2 separate regions of the Homo sapiens genome follow, and region 2 is linked to region 1. The links are chromatin contacts, found by Hi-C or POLR2A ChIA-PET in ENCODE. All regions are on one chromosome and are shown on one strand. Each heading gives the region's core, a stretch centred on a gene start or an enhancer-like site at or near the end of the contact. The rest is flanking DNA. Distances are from core to core; before and after follow the strand shown.

Evidence for each region. A loop is a pair of places that touch in the nucleus more often than their neighbours do. ChIA-PET counts read pairs that join two places held with the same protein, here RNA polymerase II (POLR2A). Pooled maps may share reads with other maps.
Region 2: a map of endothelial cell of hepatic sinusoid shows a loop between it and region 1 (5-fold over the local background). The contact joins two enhancer-like sites. A Hi-C loop is called at or near these places in 2 of 168 maps with a recorded cell type or tissue (endothelial cell of hepatic sinusoid and heart right ventricle) and 1 of 50 pooled maps. POLR2A ChIA-PET finds 5 or more read pairs at or near these places in 5 of 52 experiments (AG04450, H1, HEK293 and 2 more).

Annotation. Positions count from the first base shown.
Region 1 is chr6:15,060,129-15,066,413 of GRCh38, forward strand. No RefSeq gene overlaps it. Among named protein-coding and RNA genes, the nearest start is that of JARID2-DT, 180 kb to the right of the region's middle. RefSeq lists an enhancer at 6,120-6,285. Within about 2 kb of position 3,477, at least 6 of the 41 ENCODE cell types and tissues checked have a DNase peak (open chromatin) inside an H3K27ac peak, as active enhancers do.
Region 2 is chr6:15,107,471-15,113,773 of GRCh38, forward strand. It overlaps the pseudogene RN7SL332P. Among named protein-coding and RNA genes, the nearest start is that of JARID2-DT, 130 kb to the right of the region's middle. Within about 2 kb of position 2,106, at least 2 of the 41 ENCODE cell types and tissues checked have a DNase peak (open chromatin) inside an H3K27ac peak, as active enhancers do.

The DNA of each region.
Region 1 (6,285 bases), core at 2,227-4,726:
AAATAAATAAATAAATAAAATAAAATAAGACCAATGGCATTTGTATTAATTTCCTAGAGTTAGCCAGGCGCAGTGGCTCACGCCTGTAATCCCTGCACTTTGGGAGGCCGAGGCAGGTGGATCACCTGAGGTCAGGAGTTCGAGACCAGCCTGGCCAACATGATGAAACCCCGTCTCTACTACAAATACAAAAAATTAGCTGGGAGTTGTGGCACACACCTGTAATCCTAGCTACTCGGGAGGCTGAGGCAGGAAAATCGGTTGAACTCGGGAGGCGGAGGTTGCAGTGAGCCAAGACTGCACCATTGCACTTCAGCCTGGGCAACAAGAGCAAAAAAACTCTGTCTCAAAAAAAAAAAAAATTCCTAGGATTATCACAGAAATTACCTCGAATTTAAATCTATTCCCACAGTTCAGGAGGCCAGGAAGTCCAAAATCAAGGTGACAGGAAGGTTGGTTCCTTCTGGAGGCTTTGATAGAGAATCCATTCCATGCCTGTCTCCTAACTTCTGGTAGGTATTGGCAGTCAGTGTTTTGACTTGTAGCTGCCTCACTCCAATCCCTGCCTTTGTGTTCACATTGTATTCTTATTTATGTGTCCTTTTGTCTTCTGTCTCTCTCTTTTTTTTTTCTTTCTTTCTTTCTTTCTTTTTTTTTTTTTTTTTTTTTTGAGGTGGAATCTCACTCTGTCACCCAGGCAGGAGTGCAGTGGCACGATCCCAGCTCACTGCAACCTCTGCCTCCCAGGTTCAAGCAATTCTCCTGCCTCAGCCTCCCAAGTAGCTGGGATTACAGGTGCCCACCACCATGCCCAGCTAACTTTTGTATTTTTAGTAGAGACAGGGTTTCGCCATGTTGGCAAGACTGGTCTCAAACTCCTGACCTCAAGAGATCTGCCCACCTCAGCCTCCCAGAATGCTGGGATTACAGGCATGAGCCACCACACCCAGCCATCCATGGTTCTTTATTGGAAGCTGATGATAACTCTTATGTCCTAAAATTTAACCCACATGAGATTTACCATTCCCATTACATAGATATGATCCATTTTAAAACACAAACAAAAAATAGGGAACTGAGAAAATATTAAGAGATGATAGAAGACATATCAGCGGCATTTATTCAGCTAACAATTACTTAGCACTCTTGGGGGCCAAGAATTGTGCCACATGCCAGTCAAAAAACAAGAGACTTAGAGCCTGCCCTGGAGGAAGTCACAGTGAAATGAGAGAAGTGCCCTCAGGTGCCTGCAAAGGCATAGAGAAAGGAGCAGTGAGTGCTCCCCAGGGAGGCCAAGGAGACCTTCCACAAAGCAGGTGACATTTGAGCTGAGTCCTGAAAGATGAATGGGAGCACACCCGGGAGGGAGCCCGGGAAGGGCATTTCAGGCAAAGGACAAAGCAGAACAGAGCTTCCAATGCTGGGCCAGGTTGCTAAATTCAGCAAACAGTGAGCAGTTTCCTTTTTTTTTTTTTTTTTTTTTCTTTTGAGACAGAGTCTCACTCTGTCGCCCAGGCTGGAGTGCAGTGGGCCAATCTTGGCTCACTGCAACCTCCACATCCCGGTTCAAGCAATTCTCGTGCCTCAGCCTCCTGAGTAGCTGGGATTACAGGCATGTGCCACCATGCCTGGCTAATTTTTGTATTTTTAGTAGAGATGGGGTTTCGCCATGTTGGCCAGGCTGGTCTCAAACTCCTGACCTTAGGTGATCTGCCCACATCGGCCTTCCAAATTCGTGGGATTACAGGTGTGAGGCACTGTGCCTGGCTGCCTTTTTTTTTTTTTTTTTTTTTTTGAGACAGGGTGTTATTCTGTTTCCCAGGCTGAGTGAAGTAGTGGCTCACTGTAGCCTCAACTTCCCAGGCTCAAGCGATCCTCCCACCTCGGCCTCCTGAGTAGCTGGGACCACAGGCATGCACCATCATGTCCTGTTATTTTTTGTAGAGATGGGGTCTCACTATGTTGCCCAGTCTGGTCTGAAACTGCTGGACTCAAGATCCTCCCACCTCAGCCTTCCAAATTATTGGGATTACAGACATGAGCCACCATGCCCAGCTTAGGACTCATTTTTATTCCATCAGTCTCTGCCCAAAAACTTTCAGTGATTTTTTGTTGTTTAAGACATGTAACCCAAACCCTTCATTTTATAATCCTGGCAGCCTGTCACCCAGCTCAAATCATGACTTCCCGGCACAAAGCTTGTGCTGCAGTCCATCTGTCTCCCTGATCCGTCCCTTATAGAAAGTGAACACCTGCTCTTGCCACAGCTGTCACATGGAGGGACTCCGCCCAGGCCCCTCAGTCTACAAAATTCCAACCGTTCTTGAGAACTTGCTCATTTGCCACACTTCCCTAAGCTGAACATCTAAAGGTAATTCTTCAGGGTCAAAAACTGGGCCTTCCCATATTAAGAGGCATCCCAAGAATGATGACATCACATGTCCTTCTAAGGAATCGAACACTAGCGATTGTGAACTCCAGCAAGAAGATGTTTTGTCTTTGAGATGAGTAATGAGGAGAAAATGGCGTGACGATGGCATTACACGGATAAGGGTCTATTATTCCTTATCCACAATGCTGAAATTCAAGAAGCTCCCCAAACCACAACTTACTACATAACTCATTGCATGTCAAGGCCTGACCTGGCCTGAACTGACATGAGCCTATTTATAGACATTGTCTCATTCCATGTGCATATCTATCCTTTGGCTTCAGAAATAGTAAGATGCTTGATTGCACAATACTGCAGGAGAGTCCACCAGCAGTGGTAGGTAACACCCTGAGTCCTGAAAGCCATGTGGCTCCAAGGATTTCAGATATGGAACTATGGGCCTGTGGTGACTATGATCCTGGTTTTAATGCTCATGTTCATGTTCATGTTCCCCAGCGCTGCATTTATTCTTAGCTTGAGCTTATTTGTGGGATCAGCCTGATTATGGTCGCTGAAAAATCTTTGTCAGAGGCAGTTGGGATAACCAGCCGTGGGCAAATGAAACAAGAAAAGTCAACCAGAGACCAGAGGCTAGCATGTGGCCTAATTCCTCCCCTGGTCTCAATCTTATCACCATGGCCCATCAGAGGTGCTACCTCCTGGCCCTGCCTCACACACCTCCACCCCCAGACATCTTGGGTCTACAGATACTTTAAGAGCCCTGGAAGCACAATTGAAGCTTGCCGGGTGTGGTGGCTCATGCTTGTAATCCCAGCACTTTGGAAGGCAGAGGTGGGCCAATCATTTGAGCTTAGGAGTTTGAGACCAGCCTGGACAACATGGCGAAACTCCATCACCATGAAAAATACAAAAATTAGCTAGGTACAGTGGCATGAGCCTGTAGTCCCAGCTACTTGGAAGGCTGAGGTTGGAGGATCCATTGAGCCTCAGAGGCAGAGGTTGCAGTGAGTCGAGATGGTGCCATTGCACTCCAGCCTGGGTGGCATGAGTGAAACCCTGTCTCAACACACACACACACGCGCATGCACGCACTTCCCTTTTTTAGAGACAGGATCTCATTCACTCAGTCACCCAGACTGGAATGCAGTGCTGCAATAATAGCTCACTGCAGCCTTGAACTCCTGGGCTCAAGTGACCTCAGCTTCCCAAAGTGCTGGGATTACAGGCATAAGCCACCCCACCCAGCCTACATGTGGGGTTTTGGAAGGCAGATCTGGGCCTGTCCACCAACTCTTCTACCAATAAGATGCACGCCTGGGAACAATCTAACTCATTCTCACTTGCCTCATCATTTAAATGGTTATAATTATAATAATTGCTTCTGACATTACTTTTCAGGGTCAAATAATAGAATCAATATGGTAGTTCCATGTAAGTAGTAAGATGATATACAAATGTCATAGTATTTTTATTATTTTTTATGAGCCCATATAGAGAAGAGATATTATTTTTTAAGGTCAGAATATCACTTATACTGGAATACTTATTTGTTAGGATAATACTTCTCAAATATACTTTCTTTTTTTCTTTCTTTTTTTGGAGAAAGAGTCAGAGTCACCCACCCAGGCTGGAATGCAGTGGCGCAATCCAGGCTCACTGCAACCTTCAGCTCCTGGGTTCAAGTGATTCTCCTGCTTCAGCCTCCTGAGTAGCTGGGATTACAGGCAAGCGCTACCACACCAGGCTAATTATTTTGTATTTTTAGTGGAGACAGAGTCTCACCATGTTGCCCAGGCTGGTCTTGAACTCCTGCACTCAAGCAACCCACCCACCTCTGCCTCCCAAAGTCCTGGGATTACAGGCATGAGCCACTGAGTCCAGCCCTTACTTATTTTTTTTATATTTAAAATAAAAATTTTTTCAATATAGAGACAGGGTCTCCCTATGTTGCCCAGGCTGGTCTCAAACTCCTGGGCTCAAGCAATCCTCCCACCTCAGCCTCCCAAATTGCTTGGATTCCAGGCATGAGCCACCACACGCAGCTGCAAATTTATTATCACGTTATTGTTTCAAAAGATACTCCGCTATTAAAATTGAGCAGTCAGAGTCTTTTTTCACTTTTCAGGAAAAAATAAAATCAATGACAGAATTTTCTAAGATTTGGCTGGGCGCGGTGGCTCACGCCTGTAATCCCAGCACTTTGGGAGGCCGAGGCAGGCGGATCACGAGGTCAGGAGATCGAGACCATCCAGGCTAACACAGTGAAACCCCGTCTCTACTAAAAATACAAAAAATTAGCCGGGTGTGGTGGTGGGCGCCTGTTGTCCCAGCTACTTGGGAGGCTGAGGCAGGAGAATGGCGTGAACCCCGGAGGCGGAGCTTGCTTGCAGTGAGCCAAGATTGCGCCACTGCACTCCAGCCTGGGCAAAAGAGTGAGACTCCGCCTCAAAAAAAAAAAAAAAAGAATTTTCTAAGATTTACCAGCATTTACCAGATTTACCAGAATTTTCTAGATTTACCGTCAGTTAGGTTTTTCTATTGGGGTTGGATTCCACTTGTCTTTTAAGAAACATATAAGTCGGATGAGATTTGATAAAATTATTAAGTACTTGGCCAGGTGTGAGCCCATTCACTATCAACTGTCACGAGAACAGCATGAGGGTGACCTCCCCCATGATCCAATCACCTCCCACCAGGTCCCTTCCTCGACACGTGGGTTTTACAATTCAAGATGAGATTTGGGTGAGGACACAAAGCCAAACCATATCACAAGCATTTGCAATAAAATTCCAACTAAAACAGAGACACTGAAATCTACAGGTAAAGGTCTTTCTTCTGTGAGTGCCAAGAAAGTAGGGTTCTGCAATTCTTGGGTGGATTTAGGAAATGCTTCATGGAAAAAAAATGACACCAAGGCCAAGTCTTAGAAAATGTGAGCAAGACAATTCACCTATTTCCCCATTTCAGGAGTTCACTATGGCAGGGTGACGCTAGGGCTTGGATGGACCCAATGAGATGTTCTTGAACACCAGATTTAGCTTTAAAATTCAAGGTTTCCTGAGTAGAAATCCCATTAGGGTAGAGCCCAGCAGTCTGAGTTATAGCCGGACTGTAACAGAGAGTGGATGGAGAAAGATTAATTAAGGCAGTTGGGTTTGAAAGGACAAATGAATCTGACATAGCAACATGACAAATGTGTGTGAGCCCAACACTAATTAGCAATAAAAAAAAATACTTATCTTCTAAATACACAAAGCACATATTTTCAGTGACAACTCATTCTACTCCTAATCCCCACATAAACATGTAGGTCAAAGAATGCCTGGGTCAAATTGGTGCTTTCATCCCCTGCATCCACATGGGCGTCACCAACCAGCCCTCGAGTGAGGGGAAGATAGTCCATCTGGGCCCATTTGGAGAAAATGCTCATTTGCCAAAAGGCAGATTTACTCTAAGGACCACCCCTCCACTCATAAAGCTCTCTGCAAATGTGCAAAGAATTTAAAGGCAAGCTAGTATTTATATACTTACTCCTCTGCATTTTTGCCCTTTCAATTTTAAGGTAGAATGGCTTGTTTCATCCCTCTTTTGGAGACCAAAGAGTTTATACTTAATCTGGACTGAACTAAACAGGCCTTCTTCTGGGAAAAGGGCTGAGGGAGTCCCCAGCTCTGGGTCTATTCAATCAGTTAATGAATTAATTATTCAGGGATTCTTCTCTGTCACTGTGAGGTTGTGTGTGTTGGTTCTTCCTCAGGAAGGACCTCCCTTACCACCTTAACACAGTCAATAACCCCTCGCCCACATTCTCTGCTCCTAATCCTGTTTTATTTTTCTTCATAGCATTTATCATTTCCTAACTTTATAGTGTAAATATATTTTTTTGATTCCTA
Region 2 (6,303 bases), core at 856-3,355, 46 kb after region 1:
GGAGTTGGGGTGGGGAACTGGGGAGAGGAGGTGGAGGAAAAGTCCAGACCAGTCATCACACGATCAGCAGAACGAGTCCTTATGGGTTTGACAAATGTGGGAAGATTAGAAAAGATCTTGGGCTAAAAACAAAAACAAATGTCTTCCCATTTTCTTTACAAAACTCCCAGCCCCTCTCACCACACACTTATATACCCCAACCCCAACTAATCTGTCTTGAAGATAAACATGCTTTTTCTAAACTCTAAAACCTGTCTTCCATTAATGCTAGTCTGGAGAGTGAAGCTTTCCCTGCTGACTGATTACAGAAAATTGCTTATTTAAAGAAACCTGGACTCTCTCTTGCAGACAATGGCTTCCATTCCGGACATCATTTCAGAGACTTCCGCACAAACAAGAGAGACTAGCAAGCACCTTGAGATAATCCAGGTATAAGGGGAAGAGTACAGAGCTGGTTCACACAACCGCACCCTCACTCACACAGACACAAACACACAGCCCAACCCAGAAACTGCACCACATAGGACACAGCTGCATTTGGGCCTCTAATTACTTTACTGTCTAATTCATGCTAACACAGCAATTAGTGATAACGCTCAAAACACTCATACACATCAGCTTGACGACATTTAATTATGACAGTAGATGTATCGCACTTCAGGAGATATGTAACTTAGCAAGGAATAAGAAATCTATATGGATGGCCCATCTAAACCACCATGAAATAAAAGTAGAGGAAAGTCATGAAATCCTCACTTTGTCATTAAAAGAAAATGTTTAACGGGTGTGTTTTTATGTGAAATATGCCATTTCCAGATGCTGATTGGAAATCCGGTCTCGCTGGCTCAGAAAACATGATTAGGTTTTTATTTTTCAAAAGAAAGGAAGTGAGAAAGGAAGGAGGGAAGGAGGGAAGGAAGGAAGGAAGGAAGGAAGGAAGGAAGGAAGGGGGGAAGGGTAGCTTGGCTCTTGATTATTGCTTGATGGCTCTGTGTATTCATTCTCATTTTCAGTACCTTAGACATCAGCAGAAGATATAAGGGAAATGGGACATTTTTTGCTGGGATGCTCCTTAAGATGTGCCATTTGCTATTGGTTTACATGGGGCCTGTTCATGAGATATGATTAATAGTTCAGCAGCACTGCCAAAAAGCACATAAATCTGGCCATCCACAGTGTAATTGACACACTGCTTGTCTCGCAGATACCTACAGCACTTGCTTATCGCAGTCTAATCCCCCAGTGGGTATTCGAAGCAGCTGATTATGCAATGCCAGTTGCTTACACTACAGTTTGGGGGTCTTTTCCTTATAGCACCCAATTAGCTGTGACACAAAGCCCTACTCCCCTTGATCAACCTTGACCAGGTGTTAAGTACCAGCTGAATGAACGCAGGCGATAGCACAAATGCCACTGGAGCACCCGGCCTAAGCAGAGCGGGTGTTGAGGTGGGAACCTCCACCTACGCATTCTGCATCAAGTTGCCTTTGCTTTAGACTCGCCAAGCACCCTTGCTTTGGTTCCTCACACCCAGATCATAGCAATCTGCCACCGAACCCTGCAAGGTTACCACGGTGAGCTCCACCTGTCTTCTCCCCGACCTGCCTCACCCTCTCTTCCAGCTCATTCAACATCTCTCCTTTCCAAATCAAAATCCAGCAGCTCCTCACATTGACTTGCCGTGGGAACTTCAAAACCTCAGCCCCGCTCTCTAGTCCTCTGATTTCTCCATTTCTATGAAAATTTTAAAAACAAAAACAACACTGACTTAGCAGAGCAGCAACTGGGAAGATTAAAGATTAATAATAAACAAGTTGTAAAGCCCTTTGAAAGCATAAAATGCTGTAGGAGTAATTATTATCATTGTTATTAATCACCTCAGTTCATCACATAGAGTAAACATGCAATTATAAAGAGGGGACTCTTAAATGCAGTATCAGCAGCAAGACCCATTTATTACAATGCTATTTGCTTGGATTCCATTACAGTTATAAAATTTTGTGCTCATCTAGCACTTTTTGTCTGAGAATGTCAAAGTGCTGTACAAGCACAGGCTCTAATTAAACTAATCCTTGCAACACACAGGGAGCAGCAGAGAGAGGCCACTTCCAGTTGTGTAACTCGCCATCTAAGCACATCCTGTCCTGGTCTGGGGAGGTCTGCCTGCTGAGGGCTGCATCTAGAAACTTCCGAAATCTAACATTCCTAGGAAAGTCATATATATATGTATGTAAAAATATGTGTGTGTATATACATATACACATATACATATATATGTATACACATGTGTATATGTATGTATACACAAATATGTGTGTGTATATATACACATGTACATATATGTGTATACACATATATGTATGTGTATACATGTATACGTATAGGTATAGATATACATGTATACGTATAGGTATAGATATACATGTATACGTATAGGTATAGATATTCATGTATACGTGTACGTATTCATGTATACGTGTACGTATTCATGTATACGTGTACGTATTCATGTATACGTATATGTATACATATATACACACACACATATTTTTAAAGCACAAATAATTAATGTCAGGCATAATACACAAAGGTTTCAATATCTTCTTCTGTGTGGGAATTATGTATTCAGTGTCTTGCTAGTAACTCACATATACCTCGATCCTGCCATTTTGGTTTTTTGTTTTGTTTTGTTTTTGTTTTGAGATGGAGTCTCGCTCTGTCTCCCAGGCTGGAGTGCAGTGGCGCGATCTCAGCTCACTGCAAGCTCCACCTCCTAGTTTCACGCCATTCTCCTGCCTCAGTCTCCTGAGTAGCTGGGACTACAGGCTTCTGCCACTACGCCTGGCTAATTTTTTTTTGTATTTTTAGTAGAGGCAGGGTTTCACCATGTTAGGCAGGATGGTCTCAATCTCCTGACCAAGTGATCCACCCACCTCACCCTCCCAAAGAGCTGAGAATACAGACATGAGCCATCACACCCAGCCTTTTTTTGTTTTTTGAGATGGAGTGTTGCTCTGTTGTCCAGGCCGGAGTGCAATGGCGTGATCTTGGCTCACTGCAACCTCCGCCTCCTGGGTTCAAGTGATTCTCATGTCTCACCTTCCTGAGTAGCTGGGATTACAGACACCTGCCACCATGCCTGGCTAATTTTTGTATTTTTAGTAGAGACGGGGTTTCACCATGTTGGTCAGGCTGGTCTCAAACTCCTAACCTCAAGTGATCCGCCCAACCCAACCTTCCAAAGTGCTGGGATTACAGGATTGAGCCACTGTGCCCAGCAGATCCTGCCATTTTGGCCCATGGTTTGTGTGTTTTCCATCAAACAGAGCCTGAGAGAAAGTCTTCTGTGCCTTACTGTTTGTAACATTGCCAGCCTGGAAGTTCTCATACAGTGATGATTACTAATGACAGTAAATGAGTTTACACAGAAAAACACAATGAAAACAGTCTATGTCGTCAACATCTTGTCCCTGTGCCAGTGTCCTGCTCATCTGGGAAGAAAAACCCAGCTGTGGATCATTCTCATACAATATTACAGTATTGCCAAAACTTTGTTGTAGGTTTTGGTGTAAGTAGATGGACAGTTTTGACTGTAATAATAATTCTGCCCTACCACTAATAAGAGAAGAACAAATTCCATTCTTGGGATTTTGCATCTTTCCAATGGAAGAAGCATGATGCAATAGTTTCCAAAGTAGGGTTCTTAAACCCCAGACTGTGTGCAAGATGACCCATTGAGACCCAGAAAGGGCAGAGTTAGACCTCTATTTTATTTACTGTATTCTATTATATTCTGTAAAAAAAAAATTACATTAATTTTACTAATGTGTTATGCAATTTGAGAGTAAAACTAGTAAATATACATATACTGAGAATTCCCAACTGGGCAAGCAAAAATGTTTGAAGAGTTCAAAAAAAAGAAATGAGCAATATTTTCATAGTGAAAGACAGGTGTATTTAGGTTAGACTCTACTTCTTCATATTAGAAATGTTTTTGGGCTCAGTGGTTCATGTCTATAATCCCAGCACTTGGAAGGTCAAGGCAGGCAGATCACCTGAGATTATTAGTTCGAGACCAGCCTGGGCAACATGATGAAACCCCATGTCTACTAAAAATACAAAAATTAGCTGAGTGCAGAGCATGCACCTGTAGTCCCAGCTACTCAAGAAGCTGAGGTGGGAGGATTGCTTCAGCCCATGAGGTTGAGGCTACAGTGAGATATGATCACACCACCTGGTGACAGAGCTAGGCCCCTGTCTCAAAAAGGAAAGAAAGACAGACAGAAAGAAAGAGAGAGAGAGACAGACAGAGAGAGAGAGAGAGGAAGGAAGGAAGGAAGGAAGGAAGGAAGGAAGGAAGGAAGGAAGGAAGGAAGGAAGGAAGGGCAAATGTTATTGGGCCAGGGCCAGCCATAGTGGCTCATATCTATAATCTCAACACTTTGGGAGGCTGAGGCAGGCAGATCTCTTGAGGCCAGGAGTTCGAGACCAGCCTGGGCACATAGCTAGATCTTCATCTCTCCAAAAAAAAAAAAAAGAGAGAGAGAGCGAGCCACGCACATTTATCTATAAAGATTTGTTAAAGTCCCTGAAACCAAAGAGGATTTGTCAGGCTGGGCTGTGATTTCAGCCCTCATTCACACAGCAATTAGAATAATATTGGGCTCCCCATGTAGTTCTGACCACATTTAATTGTGACCACCGTGGGCTATGAAACATTTCCAGAAATCAAAGAACCTTAGCCCAAAGTAATACTGCCTCCCAGGTTCAAGTGATACTCATGCCTCAGCCTCCACAGTAGCTGGGATTACAGATGTGCGCCACCATGCCCAACTAATTTTTTTGTATTGTTAGTAGAGGCAGGGGTCTCACCATGTTGGCCAGGCTGGTCTTGAACTCCTGACCTCAGGTAATCCACCCTGCCTCAGCCTCCCAAAGTGCTGGGATTACAGGCGTGAGCCACCGCACCCAGACTAAAATGGCAAACTTTATATTATATATATTTTACTGTAATTTTAAAAATTGTTTTAGTGGCCACATTAAGAATAATTATAAACAGCCTGGGCGTGGTGACTTACACTTGTAATCCCAGCACTTTGGCAGGCCGAGGCGGGCAGATCATTTGAGGTGGGGAGTTCGAGACCAGCCTGACCAACGTAGTGAAACCCTGTCTCTACTAAAAATACAAAAATACAAAAAAAAAAAAAAAAAATTAGCTGGGCGTGATGGCGCACACCTGTAATCTCAGCTACTTGGGAGGCTGAGGCAGGAGAATTGCTTGAATTTTGGAGGCAGAGGTTGCAGTGAGCCGAGACTGCACCACTGCATTCCAGCCTAAGTGACAGAGCGAGACTCCGTTTCAAAAGAAAAAAAAGGATAATTACAAACAGCAGTAATTCATGTTAATAATATATCTCCCTTGGCCCAATATATTCAAAACATCATTTCAACAGGCAATCAATATTATTATTGATATTGTTATTATTAATAACCACGTGCCTGTAGTCCCAGCTACCTGGGAGGCTGAGGTGGGAGGACCACTTGAGCCTAGGAGTTCTGAACTGTCACACATGATGCCGATGAGGTGTCCGCACTAAGTTCAGCATCACTATGGTGGCCTCCATGTTGCCTAAGGAGGGGTGAACCAGCCCAGGTCAGAAGTGGAGCAGGCCAAAACTCCTATGCTGATTAGTAGTGGGAGTGAGTAGCCACTGCACTCTAGACTGGGCAACATAGCCAGACCCTGTCTCTATTAGAATAAAAAATTTTAAAATATATCTATTTTGGTCAGGTGCAGTGAGTTACACCTATAATCCCAGCACTTTGGGAGTTCAAGGCAGGTGGATCACTTCAGCCCAGGAGTTCAAGACCAGCCTAGGCAACACTGCAAAAACCCATCTCTACAAAAAATACAAAAATTAGCCAAGCATGGTCGTGCGCGCCTGTGGTCCCAGCTACTTGTGAGGCTGAGGTGGGAGAATCGCTCGAGCCCAGGAGGTTGAGGCTGCAGTAAGCTATGATTGTGCCACTGCACTCCAGCCTGGGCAACACAGCAAGACCCTGTCTCATATATATATATATATATATATATATATATATATATCTCCACATATGCACACATACACACATTCTTTTTCTCATACTATGTCTTTGAATTCCAGTGTGCATTTTACACTAACAGCACAGTTCAGATATGACTAGCTACATTGCAAGGACTCAGTAGCCACTGATCACATGTGGCTACTGAACTGGACAGTGCTACTCTAGAGGAAAAAAGATCTGTGGAGAAAAAACTAAAACTGC